3 separate regions of the Homo sapiens genome follow, and all the other regions are linked to region 1. Evidence: chromatin loops called from intact Hi-C (ENCODE). Cell type or tissue: heart right ventricle. All regions are shown on one strand. Links, peaks and the distances in the headings refer to the core of each region. The heading gives the core; the rest is flanking DNA.

What was found. Hi-C counts contacts between places; a loop is a spot of excess contacts. Peaks named below come from ENCODE experiments on the same cell type or tissue, not always from the same donor. Only the 100,000 strongest peaks of a DNase experiment are listed, where the experiment ranks them.
Region 2: it touches region 1 in a loop (2.2-fold over the local background); 9 of 110 quality-filtered maps call a loop at or near these places.
Region 3: it touches region 1 in a loop (2.1-fold over the local background); 33 of 110 quality-filtered maps call a loop at or near these places.

The regions. Positions count from the first base shown.
Region 1 is chr2:47,269,972-47,275,586 of GRCh38, reverse strand. The region is part of intron 3 of EPCAM-DT (EPCAM divergent transcript); the gene reads left to right. Among named protein-coding and RNA genes, the nearest start is that of BCYRN1, 63 kb to the left of the region's middle. RefSeq lists enhancers at 383-883, 884-1,384 and a silencer at 2,944-3,123. In heart right ventricle, for the core only: CTCF peaks have their summits at 2,818 and 3,026 (motif pointing right); a DNase peak (open chromatin) is centred at 3,216; H3K4me3 peaks cover 1,129 bases; H3K27ac peaks cover 3,950 bases.
Region 2 is chr2:47,085,436-47,091,050 of GRCh38, reverse strand. It overlaps STPG4 (sperm-tail PG-rich repeat containing 4), which reads left to right. Exons shown (of 7, transcript NM_001163561.2): 6 at 677-781; 7 at 3,921-4,060. The coding sequence ends at 4,043. Among named protein-coding and RNA genes, the nearest start is that of STPG4, 67 kb to the left of the region's middle. RefSeq lists an enhancer at 931-2,130. In heart right ventricle, for the core only: a CTCF peak has its summit at 2,498 (motif pointing left); a DNase peak (open chromatin) is centred at 2,297; H3K27ac peaks cover 2,762 bases.
Region 3 is chr2:47,321,024-47,326,638 of GRCh38, reverse strand. The region is part of intron 3 of EPCAM-DT (EPCAM divergent transcript); the gene reads left to right. Among named protein-coding and RNA genes, the nearest start is that of BCYRN1, 11 kb to the left of the region's middle. RefSeq lists enhancers at 3,034-3,193, 3,175-3,469 and a silencer at 3,175-3,469. In heart right ventricle, for the core only: CTCF peaks have their summits at 3,134 and 3,336; a DNase peak (open chromatin) is centred at 3,338.

The sequences.
Region 1 (5,615 bases), core at 548-4,547:
AACTTGGCAGGTGGAAGGAGAAGTGGGAAAGGAGAAAATAAAAGAAAACCGAAAAGAAGGATTGAGAGGCAGAGATAGGCTGCGGGAAGAGTGGAGGGGAGGGAAAGAGCAAAATAACAAAAGTGGGAGGCAGAGAAAAGAATCTTATATATAGGGCGGACACAGTGGTGCAAGCCTGTAATCCCAGCACTTTGGGAGGCTGAGGTGGGTGGATCACTTGAGGCCAGGAGTTCGAGACCAGCCTGGCCAACATGGTGAAACCCTGTCTCCAAGTAAAAATACAATTAGCCAGGCATGTTGTCCTGAGCCTGTAGTCCCAGCTACTCTGAAGGCTGAGGCATGATAATTGCTTGAACTGGAGAGGCAGAGGCTGCAGCGAGCCAAGATCACACCACTGCACTCCAGCCTGGGTGACAGAGCAAGACTCTGTTAAAAAAAAAAAAAGAAAAAGAAAAAGAAAAAGAAAGAATCCTATATACAAATACAAATACTCTCTCTCTGCTTGAAGGAAAGTCTTTATTTTGAGTCAGCTATGAGAGGCCCTCTCCATCCCTCAGTCCGAAAGGGAAATTATTTTCTGCCTCTGTCGTTTCCCAGGTCACCAGTTATATTAAGCCAAGGTCCCTTGGTGGCTGCTGTCTGTAATTTTTCCACTCCCCATCCTTTTGAGTCAGATTGCAAAATAAGGACATTTTGAAACAGATTCTTTGTGATCAAGGCTGTGGACATGTGACTGGGGACTCTTTCAGGCCCTATGGAGCTGGGTAGGGTCCTTATTGAGGGCCCTGTTTAAATCAGCAACAGGAAGGCAAGCAGAACCACCAGGCTGCTGCCACAGGTGCTCTGACCCCAGCCTGCCCACTTGGGGAGGCCACGCAACATTCCCAGGCCTTCCCTAGGCAGGAGGACAGGGTTGCTCCTGCGGTGCCTTTGCCGGGGTTAGAAGTAGGTTCTTTGCCCTGCAATGTCCCCGCTGGCCTGGCATAGATCTGAAATTTAGAGAGCCAGTTGTCATAGTTCTAACATGCCCCTTCATCATGTGACTGCAGCTTCTCTTTCCAAATTATCTCCTGCCATACCTGCCCCACATCCAGTGCTCCAGCCAGGCAAGTCGACTTACCACCCTCTGAACATGTCAAATACGTTCACATCTCTATGAGCCTTTGCTCTGACTGTTCTCTCTGCTTGGAATGCCTTTTCCCTTTCTTCCCTACCCGATGACATCATACTCATTCTTTCCTCTTACTTCCAGGCAGAGTGAATTATTTTCTCCCTTGAGCCTTCATGTGTACTTTATATACATCTGTATTTAGACATAGCACTCATCGCTCTGGTTTGTAATTACTTGCCTGTCCGCCAGTCTGTTCTTCAAGGGCAAGAGCCCAGGCTTATTATTCATGGCCTGTCCTGGTACTTGGCTTAGTGCCTGGCACAATCATTCAGTCATTTCACAAATTTATTGAGCACTGACTATGTGCCAGGCTGTATTCTAGGTGCTGGGCCGTAAACAAAACTGATAAAGCTCTCCATTCTTGTGGAGCTTACATTCCCGCTGGGGAGGCAGACGACATACAAATAAACGAAAATAACCAATACGTTAGAGAGTGACAGGTGCTTGTGGAAAATCAAGGGAGCTAAGCACCCAAAGAATGATGGCGAGTATTGTTTTAGACAGGATGGTCAGAGAAAGCCTCTCTGATAAGGTGGCATTTACTTTTTTCTTTTTTCAAGATGGGGGTCTCCCTATGTTGCCCAAGCTGGTCTTGAACTCCCGGGCTCTAGCACTCCTCCCGCCTTGGCCTCCTGAAGTGTTGGGATTACAGGCGTGAGTCAGGCTGCTCGGCCATGGTGGCATTTAAATAAAGGCCCGAGGAAGGTGAGGGAGCAGGCGGGTCATGGGGGTGTCGGGAAGTGACCTTCTAGGCAGAGGGAACAGTGAGTGTAAAAGCCCCGAGGTGGGAGTGTGTCTGGTGTGCTTAAAGAACAGCATGGGGCCGATATGGCCATAGGGAAGTGAGTGGCAAGAACAGCGATAGGAGCTTAGCTCCAAGTGCTTAGGGCCATGCAGGCTAAGGCTCAGCTTTTACTCCAAGTGGCGTGGGGAACCATTGCAGGGATCTGAGCAGAGAAGACCATCTAACTTAAGTTTTAGAGCATTCACAATCTTATGGGACCTCCTGGATACTCTCTGGAAACAGATGGTGGGTGTTCACAAGGTCATCAAGGTCATCAGTAATGTGAGGCCAAGGCAACCAGCCCTTGGGGAGTGTGTCCTTGACCTTGACGGCAGGAAATGGGCGAGTCTGCTCCCTTAACTCTATGTTCCCCTTCTCCTTTTCCCTTAGAGAAGTGTCCCAGCTGATGGGGGCTTTCTGACCCGGGCACTGAACGAGCCTGGACTCTGGTGATACCAGGCAAATCTCGTGGGAAATAAACAGAGAACCCTGGCTTGTAACAGGAGTTTACCCCCAAAAGTCAAGGCAGACTTCCTGGAAGAGGAAGGCTCAGCTATCCGGTGATTAATAAAAGGCAAATCACCGCAAGAGAAACCAGCCTTTCGCGACCCTGGCAGTTGGACAGCATGGCTGTTGGTGCTGGGTCACCTTCAGAACGGCCTTGGCAAATGAGTGCTAATGAAAGCCTGGCTCAGGGACAGAATGAATGATTTAGACTACTCACCCCCTCCAGGCTCTCTCCTAGGCACATTTGGTAAATCCTTACCGTAATAACCAATAAGAGTTGAAGACATCGCCTCTCCACCCCTCCAAAGAAGGGAATGTCTAACGGTGGAATTGCAGGCACTGGGTAATGCTGGCTCCTAAGTGCCCTTGGGGAGGAGACTTCCGAGAATGCTTCTATTCCCATTACAAAAAAGGCTCCCATTCCCACCTGCCTTCTCCCAGAGAGGCTTGCGGTGACCACGACAGGTGCAACAGGGCTCGAGCTGGCGCGGGCGCAAGGGGTTCCTGGTCGGCCCAGGGCCGGGGTCCCAGTGCGCAGGTGGGCGGCGCCGCGTGCAATGGAGGCTGGCGGCCGACAGAGGGCGCAACGGAGCCGCTGGGCTCCCCCTGCTCTTTCCCGACTACCTCGCTGCCCAACTGCCCTGTCAGCCGTGTTCGCGGTGCCGCGGGGCGTGTGTGGGCGCCGTCAGGGAGGCCTTCCTAGGCCACTCCTCAACCATCATCTGCTGCCGTCCCTGGCCGCGGCCTAGCCCCATTTCCGGTCAACTTAGTCCCCCGCCCCCAGGCCGTCCAGATCTCGCCACACCCTCTGCAGGCCACCCCCACCCTTCCTTCCCTTCCAGGTGTGGTCAGTCGGGGAGGGTGGTGGCCGGGGGTGAGGGGCATGGTCTGGAGGACGTGGGCCCGGAACCCGGGAGTGAAGATTAGCGGTTTTGTACAGGGAAGCTGCAAATGAGAAGCCATAGCTGATTTCACCCCCAGCCATTGCCTTAGGCCTCGGTAGCCTCAAGCCTTAGGCCTGGGCGCTGGGATGGGGGCCTAGAGTAGAGTCCAGGGCCCCTGGGGAATGTGGGAAGGCATCTGCCCTGTTTACTTCTGCAGGCTCTGGCTGGTGATAGAGCCAATCATTATTTGTATGAATGAAAGAAAGAAATGGAGAGTAGTCCAGGCACGGTAGCCCATGGTGGCATTGCTTGAGGCTGCGAGTTGGAGACCAGCCTGGGCAACATAGCCAGTCCCCGTTGCTTAAAAAAAAAAAAAGAAAAGAAAGAAAAGAAAAAGAAATGGAAAGTGATCTAGGGATCTGTTTGTCTGTTTGCCTAAGACCCAGCTCTGGCCAGCCCTGATGGGTCCCAGGGGACCAGCAGGCTTTGCCATGCTCCTGTTGCTATGATACTTACCTGGAGCCCTCTCCCTCCATCTTCCCACACCTCACACGTTCCCTTTCACTTCTGCCACTGTTCCAATGCCCTTGCTAGTACTTGATCCAAATCTCTTATCCTAGCTTTCAATGTTCTGCATGGTCTTGCCCCACCCTATGAAGGGTAGCCGAATACACGGCCCTAAAATATGCCACTTGGGCACAAGGATTATTTTGAGCTGAAGGCAGTTGAGAAGAAGCAGAAACATGAAAAACTCTCTGCCCTCCCCCTATTTGCCTAAAAGCCGGATATAAATTTACAAGGGTGTCCCTCCTTCCCTCTCAATCAGGAAGGACAAAGGTTGATCACAGAAGACGGCCTTAGACCTCTATCAGCCTGGAGACAGCACCAGAGGAATCTGCATAAAAAGCTTTGCTAACTAGCCTTTATCTACCATTATTTTGTTCAGTTATTTGTCTTTCCACAATTGCCACCCCTAGGGACTCAAGGTCCATTGCTTTTGTCTTGTCACTTCTCTAAAATTGCATTGTTTTTTGTTGAAGATGCTATATAAGAGTTCTAAGTCATCTCTTCAAGGTTTTCTCATTTTCCCTGAGTGTCTCCCATGTTTACATATTAGTAAACTTCTGTGTTTTTTTCTTTTTCTTTTTTTTTTGAGAATGAGTCGCACTCTTGTTGCCCAGGCTAGAGTGCAGTGGCACGATCTCTGCTCACTGCAACCTCCGCCTCCCAGGTTCAAGCAATTCTCGTGCCTCAGCCTCCTGAATAGCTGGGACTACAGGCACCCGCCACCACACCTGGCTAATTTTTGTATTTTTAGTAGAGATGGGGTTTCACCATGTTGGCCAGGCTGATCTCAAACTCCTGACCTCAGGTGATCCACCCACCTTGGCCTCCCAAAGTGCTGGGATTACAGGCGTGAGCCACCGCACCCAGCCCTGTTTGTTTCTCCTTGTTAATCTGTCTTCTGTTACAGGGGTCCCAGCTAAGGACTCAGAAGGGTACAGGGAAAATTATATTTCCTCCCTGACACTATCTTACAATACGTGCTGGACTCTTCCATTGCTCCACTAAATCGACTCAAAGTAACATAATTTCAACCGGCCTTCCTCTGGCGAGCTGCCCATCCCCTTTTTCCCTATCAAGAACACCTCCCTTGACTTGCCTCCAAATCTTTCTCTTCCTTCAAGGCCAGGCTTCAGGAAGAGAATCCCATTCAGTCCCTTCAGGAAGCATTTCCTGACTTTTTCAGCCCATAATGAGTTTTCCCAGCTCTGAATGTGGCATTCACTCCTTGACCCCTTTTTTTTTGGTACCAATTATCCTACTGGGCTTTGTCCTATGGTACTTTTGTACCTGCCTTTTCTCTCTAGCTAAATTGTAATAATTTGGAAGGTAGGGTCCAAGTCTTACTAATCTTTTTCTTTCCCCCTTCCATTCATCATACATTTATTGAGCACCGACTACATACCAGGTATAAAGTCTAGTACATAAGGTCCCAAAGGAGTGTAGGACACAGCCCCCACAATGGAGTTCTGGAGAAAATAAAACACATGGGGCTTGAGAAAAAACAGGGAATGTGTCTCCCCCATGGAGCACTCATCAGAAAAATCTGGAGTGACTTCCTGTGGGAGCACTCAGCATCCTGAATGAAGAAGCAGTCTCATTCTCAGAGGGAGTGGCTGCCCATTCATGGAGACACTCACTCACCCGTTGCCTCATTCATTCATTCATTCATTTGATAAATATTTGTTGAGTCCTCACTTTATCC
Region 2 (5,615 bases), core at 527-4,526, 180 kb after region 1:
CGTGGGAAAAAAAGGAAGTTTGTTTTTTAAATTAGAATGTATTTGGTTATAAATGAGGTTAAAGCCCTCCTTCCTCAAAGTTTGCTCATTGAACGTTTGTATATCCTCTTCATGAATGGCCTGTTGCTAATTTTCCTACTGGAGTGATTGTCTTTTTAAAATTGTGTTCACCTATTTATGTTTATCTCATAGCATTGTGCTTATATCAGTGAATTGCTATGAATACTTTTTTGGACTGAGATAACATATATGACATTTATATGAAAGAATAAGCATTTTTATAAAGCTAACAGCTTGGAGCAGCAAGTCACCTTTAACAGTCAGAGGGAGAAGTACGGCATGAGGCATGCATGCTGCTGTGAGGGAACGGGGGACCTGAGTGTGGGCTGGGAGCCTGGGGGCATCAGGGACCCTGGCAGGGAGAAGGGAGGCAGGTACTGCTCACCTAACGTTCCTTCACTCCTCACCATCGTGCACAAGGAAGGTGAGGCAGGAGTTACTCCCGTTTCACAATGACTTGTCCCAGCTCACACCTTAAAGAGATCTCTCGAGACCAAATATGGGATTTTTCTACTATATCACAGTGATTCATATGTTTATTTGTAGAAGGCAAATAAAGCCTTAAAATATATCAAATGTACAATAATAATGAAGCAATTTTTTAAATGTTCAATAGCATGAAGGCCCTGGTCCAGGTCATTATAATGTGAAAATGCCTCCAACAAGCTCTGTCACTTCTTGTTTTCAATCCAGAGTCCCTCGATTCTTGCCCAGCTGTTCAGTAAGTATTCGGAAAGACAGATCGCCCCCCACCCCTAGGGGTATGGTTATGGTGGTAGGTTTTCTGTTTCTATGTGTGTAGGAGGTGCGGGGTGGTGGTGAGATGGGGGAATGATCATGTGTGTACAGTTCTGGTAGATACAGTTGCCTGTCAAGGCAATCAGGAGTGAAATCCTCAAATACCTGGATGTTCTCAACCAACTTCAGGTTCAGAGTGACTCCAGGCCCAAAATCTGTGGCTGAATTATGGGGCCAGTTGGAAGCAGCACATTAATCAGCCATCAATGTTACCAACTAGATGCTTTGTTGGGGGTACCTGCAGTGGCTGCCTCCTGCCAGCCAGAATGGCTGTTCTCTGTGTGTGTGGCTTCTGGGAGCCCAAGGAAGCAAAATTTGAAGCAGAAACATTTTTATTGACCCAAATGGGACCATTAAGGCATTAGCGATCACCCCACCCCCAAAAACTCAGGACAGACAGGGAAGAGGCTCAAGTCCATGGAGAGATACAAAGAAAGTGGATCCTGGGAGCATACAGGACTCCTCCAAACCTAGAGAAGACCAGGAAAGATTATAAAAGCATAATGTGAAGTTTACCAACAGTGGATTTTTTTTTTTTAATGTCAAAAGACAGTTTTAATTCCCATAGCTTTGTTGCTTTCAGTCTGCAATACGGTCTGAAAGTCCCCAAGACTTGCTGGTATGTAGACTCATTTGAGATGGCTGGGGAAACAGAAATACAAATTCTGCCTGTAAGAAAATGGGCCCACCCAGGGGAGTCAAGGGGCTAGAAGGAGAAGTTGGAGCGGTGGGTAGGAGAGGACTAGTACTGCCACTGCCTGGGCTGCAAATCACCTCCCGTAGCCCTCCTTAGCCTATATCCCAGGCCATGGCCTGCAGAATCTCTGCCCCAGAGCTGCTGGGCAGCAGAGTAAGGTAGCACAGCCTTTATCTAGAGTGATAATGGGGAGGCCCTGCCAGTGAAATTGCAGACAGACTGACAGCAGGAGGCTGGGGGATCCACACACCTTAGTGGCATCACCATGATCCAGAAACATGTTTGTCGGAGCCCACGGGGTCAGGCATTCTCAGGAACGCTGAGTCATGCTAACCAAACTCCCAGGCAACAGAAGATGTAGTGTTAACTTCTAAGCATTCACCATACGGGCGTGGTGACTGGAGCACTGATTGGTGGAGTCTCTCCCTTATAGAAAATTTTCATGGAAGCTGAAGACAACCAGAAGGTTGTTGGTGGCAGTGAAATCAGGGGAGGGGAACTGAGCTTGATGTTCTCAAGGTGGCTGAACCCCAACCAGCAGCCTCCCGAGGGGTGGCCTTGTGAGATGCAGGCCCCCTGAACCTTCTTTTCTCTGCCCTGGCCTCCCAGGACTCCACATGCACTTTGAACCCTCATTAATAGCAATAATAAAGGCTTCAGCTTCCTTTGACGTTTGGCTAGGACTTGATTAGATTTCCAGGCTGCTCCTCTGCTTTTGGCAAGGGAAACATCCTGTCATTTAAAGCGGTTTCTGCAGGCAGCTGATCTCATGTGCTCTGGACTGACTGCTCTGCTCCACTCTTGCTGTTTCCTGAAGAGATAAGAAACTGCAGGGCAGGGTGGAAATGACAAGTAGGTGATAATAGTAAAAAATAATAGTGGTGGTAGCTAACTGCTGGCCTGTCCAAGCCTCTTTGTCTTAGAGAGACACCAGTGAGCCTCATAGCCCCCTAGAGGCAGGTACTCTGCCCCGTTTGATGGGTAAGGTATGGGAAGCCCATGCCCAGGCTCCCACTGAGCTGTTGGTTGTGGGACTAGGACTGGAACTCAGGCTTGTTGGACTCTAAAACCCTTGATCTTAACCATTACACTGGTGTCTCAAATGCCTTCGGACTTCAAGAATATGTGCATGTGCCACCAGCATGGGAAGACACCGACCTAAGAAATTGAAGTCTTAGTCTATGAAAATGGCATTTATTTGTATTTTATCACTGCAGAAGAGAAGCTTTGTTTAAATAATTGGTAAAATAGGGCCAGGTGTGGTGGTGCACCCCTGTAATCCCAGCTACTCAGGTGGCTGAGGCATGAGAATCGCTTAAGCCCAGGAGGTGGAGGTTGCAGTGAGCTGAGGTCCTGCCACTGCACTCCATGCTGGATGACAGAGTGAGACCGTATCTCAAAAAAAAACCAAAAACAAACAAACAAACAAAAACAAAAAACCCCGGCTGGGTGCTGTGGCTCACACCTGTAATCCCAACACTTCAGGAGGCGGAGGTGGGCGGATCACGAGATCAGGAGATCAAGACCAACCTGGGCAACATGGTGAAACCCCATCTCTACTAAAAATACAAAAAAATTTAGCTGGGTGTGGTGGTGGCGGGCACCTGTAATCCCAGCTACTTGGGAGGCTGAGGCAGGAGAATCGCTTGAACCCGGGAGGCAGAGATTGCAGTGAGCCGAGATAGCGCGCACTACACTCCAGCCTAGCAACAGGGCGAGACTCTGTCTCAAAAAAATATATAAATAAATAATAATATTTGTTCAAGCATTTTATAAAAACAAAAACATGACTTTTAAAAATTAGAACTCGTGGATCCCTTGAGAACACTTCTGACCCTGGGGTCCATGGACCCTGGTTGAGAAACACCTTACTTTAATAACTCTGGGTCAATAACTAAAACCCAACCCGAGTTTGAGAGGCGATTTGGGCTTTTGAGTTAGACCAATCAGGTTCAGAATTAATTCTCTTCACTCACTTCTTGCTAGGCTGAGGTCACCGGGGGAAAGATGATGGCATTCCTCGGGATAGGAGTTGCCTGGGCCAAGTGCCCTTTGGGAGAAGGTGTGCCTTGAGATGCAGGTGGCATGTGACCCCGCCTCTCCCAGCAGGTTCTAGGTGGCCCCTGGCTTGGCCTGGCCTGTTAGCCCCCCTCCAGCCTCATGATGAGCCCCTAACAGGAGCAGCCTCTGCTCCAAGGACATGCTCCAATTCGAGGGTCTGCCAGGCTTCAGCCCAGGCTGGTGTGGCCCTGGTCTTCATCCTTGGGGAATTTGTCCACCACATCCAAGCCAGTGGCTAGGCACAGGAGCCTCAGGGTTTTGGTTTCACTGTCTCATCAGTCCCTGTTTTCTGCTCTGTTTTCAGAAAACCCCAGGCCCAGGAGCATATACAACTTTAAGACAATTCCCTAAGCAGTCTCCGACCATAGCCAAAATGGGCCAAGAGCATAGCCTTTTCTTCAACAACAACAATTGGCTTTTAAAATAAAGTGATCTTGGCACCAAGCTCTACTTTGAGGTTTAGTACGTTCTCATGTTTAGAAAACTGTATTTTGTCTATTCCTTGGAGGGGTCTGGCCACAAAACATGATTGATTGCTTGAGGTGACTGTCCTGCTTGCTTATCTGGGATAGTCCCAGCATAATTACCAGTTCTCTCTCAAAAGTGTCCTGGTCTGAGCAATAAATTATGTGTTCACTATGCTTATTACCAAAGAGCAGATTCGGACAGACTGTGCCCCGGGCTGCTCTCAGACAGGCCCTGAGATGTCTGGTCTCTGCTCTGTGTGGCCTTGTTCTCTCTAGCTGGAACTCAACTGCATCAGGGTTATAAGGCCTCATGGCCCTCTTGAAGACTTCCGTGGGCGGTCAGCATTAATCAGAGGCCAAGCTGAGCGTCACAGCATCCCCAAAACTGGTTCTTTCTCTCTTTGAATCCCCTGAAAAGAACAATATTGATTCAACCTGATGAATATTTGTGTTTTCAAGTCAACAACATTTTGAGTATCTGCTATGTGCAAGGTGCTGAGCTGGGGTTGGAGAGTGGAGTCTTGAAACAAAGATGAATGAGGCACGTGACTGAGTTTGGGGAGGGTTGTGCCGGAAATGGAGTGTGGGATAGTGCCGGCTGGGGGAAGGCCATACAAGCTGTGCCAAGGATCTCCTGCCAGTTGCCCTGTGTTTGAAGCTAAGGGGCTGCCCTCACGTGGATGGCAGTTCCAACAGGAAGACGAGCTGTAGTTTCAGGAAGCTGCCAAATCATTGCACCAGGTGCACAGAGGAGCCATTGTGACAAGGAAGGCCGCAGGCATTCAGAGGAAGGAGAAGGCAGTGTGGCCTGAGCCTGGGAGGTAAGGGGTGGCCCGCACGGAGGAGGGTAGATTGGCCGGCACCCCAGGTATCAGGAGGCTGTGATCAGCAGAGGAAAGAGTCAGGGGTGGGGAAGCCTATCTGGGCAAAGGCCCAGGGCAGGAATAAACATTTGCTGGAGGGGAACAGAGGCAGTCTGGACCAATGACAGTGGAGGGTGCAAGTGAGGGTGTGGGAGGGGATGAGGGTCCTCAGAAGGCTGGGACCACATGCTTTCTGCCCAAGGGGCTCTAGCTAGGCAGATCCTATGCATGACAGTGGTGTCTCAGCAAAGGCTAGGGAGATTCCAGAGTGGTTAATAAATCATTGCAAAGGGTCTTTTTAAAAAGCTAATAAAATGAAGAGCTAATAAAATGCTTACATTTTGTTATATTTTAGTAAATAGCCCAGCCCCTCCCCATTAACTGCTATGATGCTGGCTTCTCTAGGTCCCCGCTTTGGTTCCCCCGAGAATCCCGCTCTTCCTCCCACACACACATTACCCTCCTCCCACAACTGCCCTGTGAATTGGGCTCCAAACAAAGGGAATGTCTCTTTTTGGCTGCAACAAAGCCCTAGACTTACAGGCCCTTGTAAAATGGTTGTTGAGGGGCGAAAGGGAAGGCCATCATCTCCTGGAATGTATTCACATTTGTGGAATAAACGCCCTACAATTACATTCCTTTGGAGCAGAAAACAGACACTTGGAAGAT
Region 3 (5,615 bases), core at 1,120-5,119, 50 kb before region 1:
GGGGTGCAGTGATGTGATCTCTGCTCACTGCAGCCTTGACTTCCCGGGCTCAAGCCATCCTCCCACCTCAGCCTCCCAAGTAGCTGGGACTACAGGTGCACGACACCATGCCTGGTTAATTTTCATATTTTTTGTAGAGGTGGGGTTTCACCATATTGCCCAGGCTGGCCTCAAACTCCTGGACTCAAGAGATCCCTCTGCCTCAGCCTCCCAAAGTGCTAGGATTACAGGCAGGAGCCACCGTTCCCAGCCCTTGCCTTACATTTAATCTTCACTATTAATACACACATGTTATAAATGAGAGCATCAAAGTATGGAGAGCAGAAGCAACTTGTCCAAGGTCATACGCAACTAGAAAGGAGTGTAACTGATATTTAAACCCTAACAGTCTGGTTCCAGAATCTGTGCTTTTAAAGTCAAGATGAAAAGCATGTCTGGGCCTTGACCCTTGGAACCCACCCCTACCACACAGGCTTTAGCTAGCAGAGGGGCAGCAAAGGAAGACAGCAAGAGGTGGCCTCTGGTCGTAGCTCTTTGTGGTTTGCCAAGGCTTTCTGGTTCACTGACTCAAAAGGGTTTGGGGCTTTACAGACTGGTAAGATCTCCCAAACTGGGTAGTTGTACTTTAATTTTGTTAAGTAAAAACATTTTTAAAAATCTGCTAACATCACTATCATTTCATAAAGTAAATGTAATTTCAATGCAAATAAACCCCAAGAAAGACACAATCTCAGAGTACAGTCCAGGCCTTTAGGTTGAATAAATCTACCTTTGTAAACACCTCCTTTCGTTGTCCTGATTTTCCTCATCTCACCGTGGGCTGGTGAAAACGTCCTCATGTGTAGCACCTGTTTAAGGACTGCCATCCAGGAACCACTGTGGTACTTCATACGATCCCCATAAACCCTCTGCAAGGTAGACAGGGAAAGTCTTGTTTACCCCACTCTACTAACGAAGAAATCGAGGCTCAGAGAAGTCTTGTTTAAGGACACACAGCCTGAAAAATGGCAGGGCCAGGTTACAAACCCATGTTTTCAGACTGCAGGGGTCCAGTGCTCTTTCCTTCTATACCTCAAAGCGTTCACAAAATGCACTCACTGACCACTGGCTTGGTTGCTGTGTGAGGACCTAAATGTTCAGAAAGAGAAGAAGCATTTCCAAGTGCCATTTCCATTGAATGGAGTAGTGCAGCTGGCTGAAAGGTAGCCCCTGGATTCAGGGCGAGATGGGAAGCCCCTCAGGGGCAAGGTCGGAGTACATTTCCTCTTTCATTCCCGGGCTCAGCCCACACAGGGATGAGCATACGGGGCTGGCAACAAGTCCTTGCAGCTTAGAAGTGTGAGTGTGGTTTCTATTTATTTATTTTTAATTAAGAAATTTTTTTTTAGAGACAGGGTCTTGCCATGTAGTCCAGGCTGGTCTCAAACTCCTGGGCTCAAGCTCTCCTCTCACTTCGTCCTCCCAAAGTGCTGGGATTACAGGCGAGAGCCACTGGGCCTGACTGGAGTATGCTTTTTTTGGTTTGTTTTTGAGACGAAGTCTTGCGCTGTCCCCCAGGCTGAAGTTCAGTGGTGTGATCTCAGCTCACTGCAACCTCCACCTCCCGGATTCAAGCGATTCTCCTGCCTCAGCCTCCTGAGCAGCTGGGATTACAGGCATGTGCCACCATGCTCAGCTATTTTTCATTATTTTTAGTAGAGACGAGGTTTCACCATACTGGCCAGGCTGGTCTCGAACTCCTGACCTCAGGTGATCCGCCCACCTCAGCCTCCCAAAATGCTGGGATTACAGGTGTGAGCCACTGAACCTGCCCTGGAGTATGGTTTTAAATGCTAGTTTTTATCTAACAGAATTTTACTGTGGTAAGAAGGGAGGAAGAAAAAAAATCCCAGACTTAATTTGAGAGGATGTTACTGGGAGTTGGGAGAAAAGGATGAAATCCAGAGAAGACTTGATGGAGGCACCCTGGGCAGTGAGGGGAGGAGGGAGGCAGCAAAAGGGGCCTTATCCCTGAAGGAGGACAGCTGGCAGGGAGGCAGGAGCATTGTCTGTGGTGTCCCACTGTCTTAGGATCAAGACCACACCCCTGATATTGCCCCCCAGTGCCTAAGGCCTTGCCCTGCCTACTGCCCTAGTGTCACCTGCACTACTCTTGTTCTGGGTTTCTGAGCTCCAGACACATTTCCTTAAAGATATCCCCATGGGACCCCACCTCGGGGCCTTTTTGTTTTTTTGTTTGTTTGTTGTTTTTTTTTTTTGGCAGGGTCTTGCTCTGTTGTCTAGGCTGGAGTGTAGTGGCACAATCACAGTTCACTGCAGCCTCTACGTCCTGGGCTCAGGCAATCCTCCATCTCAGCCTCCTGAGTGGCTGAGACTACAGGTGCACACTGCTATACCCAGCTATTTTTTTTTTTTTTTTGTAGAGACAGGGTTTTGCCATGTTGCCCAGGCTGGTCTCGAACTCCTGGGCTCAAGCCATCCTCCTGCCTCGGCTTCCCAAAGTGCTGGGATTACAGGTGTGAGCCACTGTGCCGGGCCCACCTCAGAGCCTTTGAGCATGGCATTCCCGCTCCTGGGTTTCCACCAGTACTTACTAATGCCTATTCATCTTTTGGTGACTTCCCTGACTCCTATCTACCAGCTGGAGGCGTAGACAGCCCAGAGCCACATCAGCCCACTTCCAGAAGCAGTGAGCATTTCAATGTCCACAGTGTGCACAGGCCCCAGGGGCAGTGGCTTCACCAGGAGGTGCTCATGAAGCCCACAGTAGCACCAAGGAGCACTCCTTATCTTGTCCTGGATGGAGTCAGCACCCTGAGCCTTCCCTTCAGATCCTTGTTATAGTCTGCAATTACGTATCTGGGTGATTGTTTCATTAATGTCCTTCTCCCAACTAAATAGTCAGCTTCCTTTTTGTTGGCCATGGTATCTGCAGCCTAGCACGGACCCAGAGGCCTGGACGGTGCCCGCTAAGTGTTTGTGGAATGGCTTCCTTCCTTGTTTTGCCAAGGGGTGCCAGAATGTGCCACTGGCATTTGCTTTTCATTTACACTATTCTTGTGGCTAGGGTGGAGTGGGTTGGAGGTCATGGCCATCTCTAGAGAGCTGTTCCAAGACTACTTGAGCTTGTGTTTTCTTCCCAGCCCAAGATTCAGAATCCACTGGCCTTGAGTTCGCCCTGTCCTGGGGACAGTGGGACCTGTCACCTGCTGGCCAAGGTAGGGCTCCAACTTTGTGAAAAGTACATGCGGCAGGTCTGACCCTTAAACAACTCTTCTGACGTGTGGAATGCAGGGCTGGGTGGGAGCAGCCGGCACACCTGTCATTCACTGTTTAGCCACTGAAGGGCAGTGTTGCTCCACAGGAAGGGGCCAGGCAGATGTGCGCCATCACTGTGGCTCCCAGGTCGGAATGAGGATATTTTAGCTAGTCCCTACCAAGCACCACTGGTGTGCTAGTCACTTTGAATATAGTACTCGTGCAATCATGCAAGAGAAAGTTGATGACCCGTAGTGTAGTGTGGTGTAGTGTGGTGTAGTGTAGTGTAGTGTAGTGTAGTGTAGTGTAGTGTAGTGTGTAGTGTAGTGTAGTGTAGTGTGTAGTGTAGTGTAGTGTAGTTTTTGAGACAGGGTCTCACTGTTGTCCAGGCTGGAATATAGTGATCAGGGCTCACTGCAGCCTTGACCTCCGGGGCTCAAGTAATCCTCCCGCCTTAGCCTCCCAAATAACTGGGACTACAGGTGCACACCACTACACTTGGCTAATTTTTGTATTTTTTTTGTAAAGATTGGCGGGGGGGGGGGGGTCTCACTGTGTTGCCTAGGCTGGTCTCGAACTCCAGGGCTCAAGTGATTCTCCTGCCTCAGCCTCCCAAAGTACTGGGATTACAGGTGTGAGCCAGCACACCCAGCTGACCCTTATTTTAAAGATGAAGTAAAGAAAATCGGAGAGATTAAATGATGTTTTCAATGTTTCATGACTAGTAAATGGCTAAGCCAGAAATCAACCTCAGGTCTGCCTAAATCCCAAACCCCGTCAGTGCCTTCACCTGCTCTCCCTTTGTCACGATGGCCAATCTTTTCTAGCATGTCTTCCTAGCAGCCACCTGCCAGGGTAGTGCTGAGTGCACAACCTTGTCTCACTCAGCTGGCTCAATTTAGCCAACTTTTGATTACCGAAATTAATACAGGGGTCACTGACTTGGGTCTAAAATTTTAAAATGGGTTATTAAAATGCTTGCTTTGGCCAGGCGCAGTGGCTCATGCCTATAATCCCAGCACTTTGAGAGGCTGAGGCAAGAGGATCATTTGAGGTCAGGAGCTCGAAACCAGCCAGCCAACATGGTGAAACCTAATCTATACTAAAAATACAAAAATTAGACAGGTGTGGTGACACTCACCTCTAGTCCCAGCTGCTCGGGAGGTTGAGGCAGGAGAATCACTTGAACCCAGGAGGCAGAGGTTGCAGTGAGCCGAGATTATGCCACTGCACTCCAGCCTGGGTGACAGATTGAGACACTGTCTTGAAAAACAAAATAAAATAAAATGCTTGTTTTGATTCTAGAGACTGTTATTCGGTATGCATGGGATAGGGGGAGGAGGGAAAACAGATTTGTCCTTCCATAGTCCTCTCTCTGATCTCATTCTGCAATCTTTCCTCCCCCTTCCCCACCCAGCCCTCACACAGCTGCCAGGCAGCTTTCCAACAGATTTGATCAGATGGCTCTCTCACTACTGTACTGGGCCCCCTGTAGCTTCTGGAAGAAAGTCCCACTCCTTAGCAAGCAGCCCAGGTGCTTCCTAAGCTGCCAGCTACCTTGCCGCCAGACTTCTTCCCCACTGGCTTACGAGGGTGCACTGTCAGCCCCAGCCCCCTGAGCCACAGCATTCAGTATCTAAAGCTGTAATCTCTCCACTGCAGAGTGAGAATGAAGATACTGGCCACCCAGGTGGTTGTAAGGCTAAAACCACCACCTTTAAAGATCGCTTGGCACAGTGCTGGCCACAGTGGGGCTCATCACCACGTTTCTCACCTTCCCTTCCTCAGCCCTTGGAAATGTGCAAGTATAGTACAACCTACAAAGGCAAATCCATGTGGTATAGTGCTCTGCACAGTGCAATCCCTGTGTAAACATTTCTAGACACAGAAATGTCAGCTGGGGCATTATTTTGCTCAGGCTGACACTGAGGAAGACATTTCCTGGATTTTTTTCCTGTGCCCATGGTGAGGTCCAAAGTGACCCAAATACCACCTAAATCCCTGGATGCTAAACTCCTTGAGGGCAGAGACAGAGTTATGAACCTCTGGGTCTCCCCATAGGTCCAACCCAGCACTAGGTCTTCAGTGGCGTCTCTAAGAATGTCAGTTGGTCAATTTGTTATTCAATGGGCACATGACAAGTTGCAGGAGTGCACAGGTGCTTTCAGGGTATCATCATCTCAAACAGAAACAGCATTGTTTCAAAGAGCCTGTAGGAGTCCAGAAGAAATACAGGACTTTCTTCTTCCTTTTGCAAAAGCTGGCAGTTTAAAGCCACAGGGCATTAGATCAAGAATGCCATGAGGCTGACCAGTGAGGGGCTTGACTTTGAGGGCTCTGGGCTGGTTGGGCTGGCC